Linked DNA regions of Mus musculus: region 2 is linked to region 1. A link is a contact called in ENCODE Hi-C or POLR2A ChIA-PET data. All regions are on one chromosome and are shown on one strand. The core of a region is the stretch at or near the end of the contact, and the rest is flanking DNA. Distances in the headings are between cores, read along the strand shown. Region 1 holds the start of Mospd3 (motile sperm domain containing 3). Region 2 holds the start of Cops6 (COP9 signalosome subunit 6).

Region 1 (4,272 bases), core at 880-3,379:
ATAGCTGGCACCTGAGACACTGCAGTTGGAGCTGGAGAAGAACTTGTCTCTCTGATTAGAAGTTAGAAACCAGGACAACTGCAAAGTCTTCTTCCTCACACCTGATAAAAAACCTCAAGCAGGATTATCTACACACACACACACCACACACACACACACACACACACACACACACACCACACACCACACACACCACACACACACACCACACACACACCACACACACACACACACACCACACACACACACACATGACACACACACACACACACCCACACACACACACACACACACCCCCATATACAGCACACGCACACACACCACACTCACACACACACCACACAGACACACACCACACACACACCACACACACACACACATACCACACACACACACACCACACACACACACACACCACATGCACACCACACACACACATACCACACACACACACACCATACACATACACAGACACACACACAGCACACACACACCCCTGAGCCCAGAGACTTCTTCAAACCCCATTTAGTTTCTTTCTAGGGTATTGCGACTGCGTCTTCTCTCCCTACAGAGGTCCCCAGTGCAGGGCTGGGGTTACTGCTCAGCAGTACAGTACTTGGTACCTGGTAGGCCTTTGCCCAGTACTGCAGAAAACCAAGACCCGTGGAGAGATGACTCAATCAAAAAAAGGGCTGACCATGCAAGCATGGAGATCTGAGTTCAGTTCTCCAGAACATACTTAAAACTGGGCATGGAAGTGTATGCCTATAATCCCAGTGTTTGGGCGGTGGAGGCTCTGGATTCTGCACCGCCCATCCAGTCTACAAATGAATGTATATTAGGTTCAATGAGAGAGCCTGTCTCAAAACAACTAAGGGTGAGAAGAGACTGCACATGTGCTCAAGTCCATGCATAAGGACCCACATGCATATACTCACACAATACATATACACAATACCACACACACACACACACACACACACACACACACACACAAAGAATCTGTTCAACTCACTCTCCTGAAGATGTCTGGCTGGGGTCAGTCCTGTCCACACAGGAGGCCCTGGGTTGGGCGTTGGCTCAGAATGTCCCTGAAGCTCCAGGGGGTACGCTGGGGCTCGAAGAACAGAGGTGATGTCTTTTCTTCCAACCACTCGTCCCTCAGTCCCCTCCTCAGACAGCTCAATGCGGAATCTGTCCTGGACGTCATAGTGGCTGGGGACGGGGGCCACGTGCCGTATCACACTGAACCATTGGGAGGAAAGGAAGTGAGAGGCAACCAACCATGTAAATCCAGATCTCCTCCCCAGAAACTTTTCCCAGAGTGACTGCAGTCAGCAGGAGAAAAGACAACAGGTAGCTGTGGTGCCTGGCTGCTTCCCCAACCTCCCCACTCACATGTCAATGCAGGACTGAGGCTTCACATATCCCTCTGCATCGAATACCGTGTATTTGGCAGGTGCTGTGCACAGAACTGTCAGATAAAGATACGCGAAGAGATCTTAGGCAAGTTTTACTTATAGTGCTCCACCGGGGCCCCTCATGTCAGCAACCCCGGAGATGGACATGATTTTTTTTTCAGACCCAAAGCTAGGCATCTTGCCTCTTGATTAATTCCTCCAGCCCACACAGTCTTCCCATATCCTGCTACTAACCCCCAGAGCCCTAGCTCTAAGGCGCCCGTCTCTTCACCTCGGAAGCGAAGCGCAGTTCCCGTGGGGTTGTAGAGGGTCAGCAGCTGCCGGGGTCCACTTCTCTGGTCCGCCCTGAATACTAGATCCGGGGGAAAGACCAGCACCGGGACAACGGGTCCTGAGGAAGGAGGGGAGCCCCGGGACCCCCGCCCAGGGGCCCCCGGACCCACCAGCTCCTGGTCCTGGGGCGCCCCACGGCGCATGCAGGCTCTGGGCGGTCGGACATCCGAGGGCAGAGCTCAGGAGGACAAGAGGGTCTTAGAGTTTAGGGCTAGTGACGCGATGGATGAAAAGAGGACAGGGGGAGATCATGAGCAGAGCGAGGCCTGATGTCACCACTGCCTTGGAACCCCGCTAGATGTGGATCCTGCAGCCCCGGGCCCCGGTTCCCAAACCTCCTCTCCTGCCAGCTGGGCCCCAGGTTCCTATAGGCCCCGCCCCCAAACCGCACCGCAGTGGCCACGCCCACCTGGCTAAAATCCGTCCCGCCTCGTCGCTTCCCAATCCGGGTCTTCCGGTTTGGGGCGCAGTAAACCCGCCCTGTTTCTGACCACGCCTTTTCCGGGTCTTCCCGCTCCGATCTCCTGACGGACTCTGCTCTTTGAGAGTCCCTGACCTCCAGGTCACCGAATTGTGTCCCTGTGCCCTTTCCTTGAGCTCGGCATATGCTCTGCTCGGGATCCCGCCTGTGAACAGCCGCTTGTACTGTGATAATCACCTCGCGGTCAAAGTTTCCTCCGGTCAACTTGTGACCAAATTAAGGGCGCCATCTTCCCGAGAGTTCCTTTATGCACTTCCGCCGTACGGCCTCTCTTATTGGTGGGTGCTGAATCCCTTCCGCCCCAATGTTCGCTGATTGGTGTTCTTCAAAGACCAAACACGCCTCCTTTGGCACCACTGATTGGCTTGATCTTGGTAAGAATTTTATGTGTCCTGAGTTCCTTCTCTGTCTGAGAGTTAAGTGCGAGAGGCGGGACTGTGAGCAACGACCTAGCGTTTGTTTATCTGGGCCTGGGAAACGTATGATTAAGTCAGTAATCAATAAGCAGAACTGGATGAGGCAGGAACTTTTTTTTTTTTTTTTAAATAAGAGGGTTAGTGCTGAAGGGTTCGGACCCAGGTTCGCTTCCAGCATAGACATAGTGACAACTATAACTCCAGTTTCTGGGAATCGAACGCCCTCATTTGACCTCTGACAATACGTGGGTCATATACATGTAAAGAAAACTTTCGATACTAAAGATGTGCCTACAAACCAAAACAGGAACCACCAAGAAAGCAGGAGAACTTTTTCTAAGCCGGCGCTCCGTCAGGACGAACATGTTCAGCTCGAGCGCCAAGATCGTGAAGCCCAATGGCGAGAAGCCCGACGAGTTCGAGTCTGGCATCTCTCGGGCGCTTCTCGAGCTGGAGATGAATTCTGATCTCAAGGCGCAGCTGCGGGAACTCAACATCACCGCAGCCAAGGAAATTGAAGTTGGTGGTGGTCGGAAAGCTATCGTAATTTTTGTACCAGTTCCTCAGCTTAAATCTTTCCAGAAAATCCAAGTCCGGCTAGTGTGAATTGGAGAAAAAGTTCAGTGGGAAGAATGTAGTCCTCATTGCTCAGAGGTGGATTCTGCCCAAGCCAACCCGGAAAAGCCGAACGAAAAATAAGCAAGAAGCGCCCCAGAAGCCGCACCCTGACAGCAGTGCACGATGCCATCCTTGAGGACTTAGTCTTCCCAAGTGAAATTGTGGGTAAGAGGATCCGTGTGAAACTGGATGGCAGCCGGCTCATAAAAGTTCACTTAGACAAAGCACAGCAGAACAACGTGGAACACAAGGTTGAAACTTTTTCTGGTGAGTACAAGAAGCTCACAGGCAAGGATGTTAATTTTGAATTCCCAGAGTTTCAGTTGTAAAGAAAATGACTGAATAAAGTGTCATTCATAGTTAAAAAACAAACAAACAAACAAAAAACCAGGAGAACCATTTGGAAAGGGGAAGGTGATAGGGGACAAGAGATACAGTGGGGGTGATTGTGATCAAAATACATTTATACACGTTTTATATACAAATTGATCAATTTATTTCTGTAAAACTCATCTGTAATTAATATGATTAGAAAAAAGACAGAAAAACAAAAAGGAAAAGAAAACTACCAAAAGTAATCAGGCACAGTCCTGTAGTTTCAGTAGGGACAGGTGGGATTGCCACAAGTTTGAAACTCACCTGGTCTGTTACACAAAGGGAGTTCTAGGCCAGCCATGGCCACATAGTGAAGTCTTGTCTCAAAACCCACAAACATTGGAGGTGGGGAGAGATATGGTAGCACACACCTCAAATCCAAGCACTCTGGAAGCAAAGGCAGGTGGATCTCTCTGAGTTTGAGGCCAGCCAGGGGGTATAGTGAGACCCTATCTCAAAACAAAATAAAATCAAAAGCAACAACATTGGACCAGCAAGATGGTTTCACGTGGTAAAGGTGTTCGTGTGGAGCCTAAAGACCTGAGTTGCATCTTCAGGGCTCACTTGGTGGGAGGGAAGAACCAACCTCCATGTGAGCAGAGCTGTGTGTATATATGCACATACTCAT
Region 2 (4,272 bases), core at 501-3,000, 560 kb after region 1:
TTGGGAATAGGGCAACTTAACTATCTAATTATCATCTATTGTACCCATCTCTCTCACTGTCCAGGCTGCCCTGAGGAAAAGGACTGTCAGTCTCATAAGTTAGCTAGATGACCCTTAGACTAGCACCAGCAATCTGGGACACACAACAGAAGTCTTGAGACAGCTGTGTAAAGATTGAAGCTGATTTTCCAGTGTATTTGACATAGTTGTTACCAGATATTTTGCTGTCATAGACCCCTATGAAATGTAGATGAACCTGAAAGCATTTCCAGCGTGACAGGAAGGGAGCCCTTTCCCTAGTGGAAGGACTACTGCGAATCAGTGCAAAGCCATGATTGGTCCAAAGCACATACTTCAGTGACTGTGATTAGTAAAAAAAATAAATAAATAAAAATAAAAAGTAGCCCGGGCGGTGGTGGCGCACACCTTTAATCCCAGCACTTGGCAGATTTCTGAGTTCAAGGCCAGCCTGGTCTACAAAGTGAGTTCCAGGACAGCCAGGGCTATACAGAGAAACCCTGTCTCGAAAAACCAAAATAAAAATTTAAAAAAATGGCTGTTATTGGCCCCAAATGAATGATTGTGGACCAAATACTCTTTCTTGGCTATTTAAGCAGGTCGCTTAGCCTTAGTTATTGTCCAAGTAGGAAACGTTTTCTTTTATTTTTATTTTTATTTTTATTTTTTTTATTTTGGAACTCACTCTGTAGACCAGGCTGGCCTCGAACTCAGAAATCCGCCTGCCTCTGCCTCCCAAGTGCTGGGATTAAAGGCGTGTGCCACCATGCTGGGCAAGTAATTGTCTTTTTTTTTTTTTTTTTTTTTTGGTTTTCTTTTTTGTTACAAGTAATTGTCTTAATCACTGTTCTATTGCTGTAAAGAGACACCATGACCAAGGCAACTCTTCCCCTCCCCCCACCTTTTTTTTTTTGTTTGTGCGACAGGGTTTGTTTGTGTAGCTTTGGCTGTGATGGAACTCACTTTGTAGTCCAGGCTGGCCTTGAACTCATGAGGTCTGCCCGCCTCGATTAAAGGCTGTGATTAAAGGCGTGGGCCACAAGCCCTCCCAATAGCAGTTGCTAAGTTGTGTAAAGAGGTTGTCTTGAAACTGAAGAAGCTGAACAATTCAAGAGTAATTACTACTGGGGAGATGGCTCAGGGGATGAAGTGTTAGGACCTGAGTTTAGATCCTCAGTACATCGTTTTAAAAGCTAGGCATGCTGGGTATGGTACACACCTTTAATCTCAGCATTCAGGAAGGAGAGGAAGGCGGATCTCCTAGAAGTCTGCCTAGACGAATAGCAAGTTCCCACCAGCTGGCCAACATTGTAAGACCCTATCTCAACAAACAAGTGATCAAGTCTCTATAGATTATATGCAACATGAAAAATTTTATATCCTGAATAAATTGTCTTCCCCATTCCCTTTTACAGCCTTTCCTCCTTTTGATCGCAATTTTCTCTGTGTTTAGTATTGACAGTGTATCCACTTGAGACCTGGAAACTAATAGCCCTCCTTGGGAGGTAAAGGCAAGAGGATCAAAGTTCAAAGCCATCTTCAGATACACACTACAGAACTCATGGCCAGGCTGGTTTACATGAGAACCGCTAGCAGCAGCACAACACGCAGAGCACCCTGAGCTACTAAGTACTGGCAGCTGCCCCGCCCATTAGCAGCACCAAGTATACACTGAGCATGCACCGCTCCCCGACGGAAGCCGAGAAGGAAAGGGGCGGGCCGTGGCTGGCGGGCGCGGGGAAAATGGCGGCGGCAGCTGCGGCGGGGGCGAATGGGAGCGGAGGCAGCAGCGGCATGGAAGTGGATGCAGCAGGTAACGGGGTGCGCAGACCGACTTCTGGAGTTGCCCTTGAGAAGTGGTCTTGAGTACTTCTTAAACCTGTCCCAGGATAACTTGAGGGCAGCGATGGACGGCCGGGCTCTGCTGGTCCCCTGCTTCCATGTCTAGGGGAAAATGTGTGGGCCCGAGCTCTCAGCCGCTATGTTTTCCTTTCACCTTTAACAGTCCCCAGCGTGATGGCCTCCGGAGTGACTGGGAGTGTTTCCGTCGCTCTTCATCCCCTTGTCATCCTTAACATCTCAGACCATTGGATCCGCATGCGCTCCCAGGAGGGGCGGCCTATGCAGGGTGAGTGTTGTGTGTAAATCTCAAAATCTCTTGGAGATTTCCTCCAGTCACTCCCCTGCGCCCTTTCTTCCAAATTATTGTTTCCCCAGTCGTTGATTCACGCCGACTCGGGAAAGGTTTTCCGAGACGCCTGTTCCTCACCTAGTTTCCTTGCGCTTCTGTTTCTCTCCCCTTAGTGATTGGGGCTCTGATCGGGAAGCAGGAGGGGCGAAATATCGAAGTGATGAACTCCTTTGAGCTGCTGTCCCACACCGTGGAAGAGAAGATTATCATTGACAAAGAATATTATTACACCAAGGAGGAGCAGTGTGAGAGGGGAATAGAAGTGGGTGGGGAAGGAAAAGTGGGAAGATTTTTGTTTTGTTTTGTTTGTCTTAAAGAATAAAAGGCCTGAGGATGTAGGGCAGTGGGGTAAAGTGCATTTCCTAACATTCGGGAAGACCAGAGTTCAATCCTCAGTACCATATAACCCAGGAGATAGAGGCAAGAGGTCAGAAGTTCAAGGTTAGTTAGGTGTAGTTATTTTAAACTGACCCAAAATATGAGGAGGGAGGGGAGAACCGGAAAGAACACACCAGGCCCATCAAACTAAGGAAGAGAGGTTTAAAGGAATATTTACTCTGGCCCCTTCTTCTCCAGTTAAACAGGTTTTCAAGGAGCTGGAGTTTCTGGGTTGGTATACCACAGGGGGGCCACCTGACCCCTCAGACATCCACGTCCATAAGCAGGTATAGAAGCTCAAATATGTGCATGTTGGGGAAATGAACAGAAGGTTAGGGGAAGAGGAGATACTGACTCTTCCTGGGCTTTGCCTTATCTTCTAGGTGTGTGAGATAATTGAGAGTCCGCTCTTTCTGAAGTTGAACCCTATGACCAAGCACACAGATGTGAGTGTTGTTGACCCAATGTCCCCTTTTTCTTGATCATCTGCCACTATGCCTTTGCTCTAATTTACCGACATTATGTGTATTAGAGAAAGCTTGAGTTGAATCTCTACCCTGCTGTTTACACCCATCAGTTGTGTGACTTCATCTCTTCAGTGGTGTTTCCATATGTAATGTGTGTAAAACCTAGAGAAAGCATGAGCCAAGTGTGGTGACAACACTTGTAACCAATCTTAGCACTCAGGAGATTGAGGCAGGATTGTGAGTTCAAAGCCAGCCTGGCATGTGTGTAAGTTCAAGTGCATTTGCTTTTAGTAAGAGCTGTTCTCTTGTCTCCGTCTGTGTTTTTACAGCTTCCTGTCAGCGTTTTTGAGTCTGTCATCGATATAATCAATGGAGAGGTAATATATAACCTGCAACCTTCAAACCTTTTAGCCTGTTTCCTGCATGCCGTGTGCAGGCATAGGACAACCCTGGGTGTCCATCCTAGCTTTCTACCTTGGGACAGACTCACTTGTTTGCCAGGCAGGTTGGCCTGTGAGCTTCTGGGAATTGTGTCTCCACTTCCCATCTTGCTGTAGGGGTTCCAGGATTACAGTCACATGCTGTCACATCTCACTTAATGTGGGTTCCGAGGCTCTAAATTGAGATCCTCAGTTGTGCAGCAAGTACTCTACCTGCTGAGCCATCTGCCTAGGCCTAGGTCTGTTTCCTGACTCTCCCTATCTGAGAACTCTTTACTCTGCAGGCCACAATGCTGTTTGCTGAGCTCACTTACACTCTGGCCACTGAGGAAGCTGAACGGATCGGTGTAGACCACGTGGCCCGGATGACAGCAACAGGCAGTGGGGAGAACTCCACTGGTAAGGGAGGGGAATTCAGTCTTTGGAGGTAGGGGTTGGGTGTGGCCACAGGCCGCCCTTCATTTGCCCCATTCCCCTGCAGTGGCTGAACACCTGATAGCTCAGCATAGTGCCATCAAGATGCTGCACAGCCGTGTGAAGCTCATTTTAGAATATGTCAAGGCCTCTGAAGCAGGTAGGAGAGGTGCCTGTCACTTTGAAACATTTTTCCTCTCCTGGAAAAGTGACAGCATCCACATCAGTGCAGCCTCCTTGTGTCCTTAGGAGAGGTTCCCTTCAACCATGAGATCCTGCGGGAGGCCTATGCCCTATGTCACTGTCTTCCAGTTCTCAGCACTGACAAGTTCAAGACAGACTTTTATGATGTGAGTGTTGACAC

The links. A loop is a pair of places that touch in the nucleus more often than their neighbours do. ChIA-PET counts read pairs that join two places held with the same protein, here RNA polymerase II (POLR2A).
Region 2: a map of T-helper 17 cell shows a loop between it and region 1 (2.6-fold over the local background). The contact joins the promoter of Cops6 here to the promoter of Mospd3 in region 1. A Hi-C loop is called at or near these places in 1 of 37 maps with a recorded cell type or tissue (T-helper 17 cell). POLR2A ChIA-PET finds 5 or more read pairs at or near these places in 1 of 5 experiments (embryonic stem cell).

Annotation. Positions count from the first base shown.
Region 1 is chr5:137,598,579-137,602,850 of GRCm38, forward strand. It overlaps Mospd3 (motile sperm domain containing 3), which reads right to left and starts at 2,130. Exons shown (of 5, transcript NM_001254762.1): 1 at 1,693-2,130; 2 at 1,399-1,474; 3 at 1,016-1,245. The coding sequence starts at 1,897. It also overlaps the pseudogene Gm7285.
Region 2 is chr5:138,159,352-138,163,623 of GRCm38, forward strand. It overlaps Cops6 (COP9 signalosome subunit 6), which reads left to right and starts at 1,751. Exons shown (of 10, transcript NM_012002.3): 1 at 1,751-1,831; 2 at 2,024-2,146; 3 at 2,323-2,454; 4 at 2,786-2,874; 5 at 2,971-3,033; 6 at 3,384-3,431; 7 at 3,779-3,893; 8 at 3,976-4,068; 9 at 4,158-4,258. The coding sequence starts at 1,762.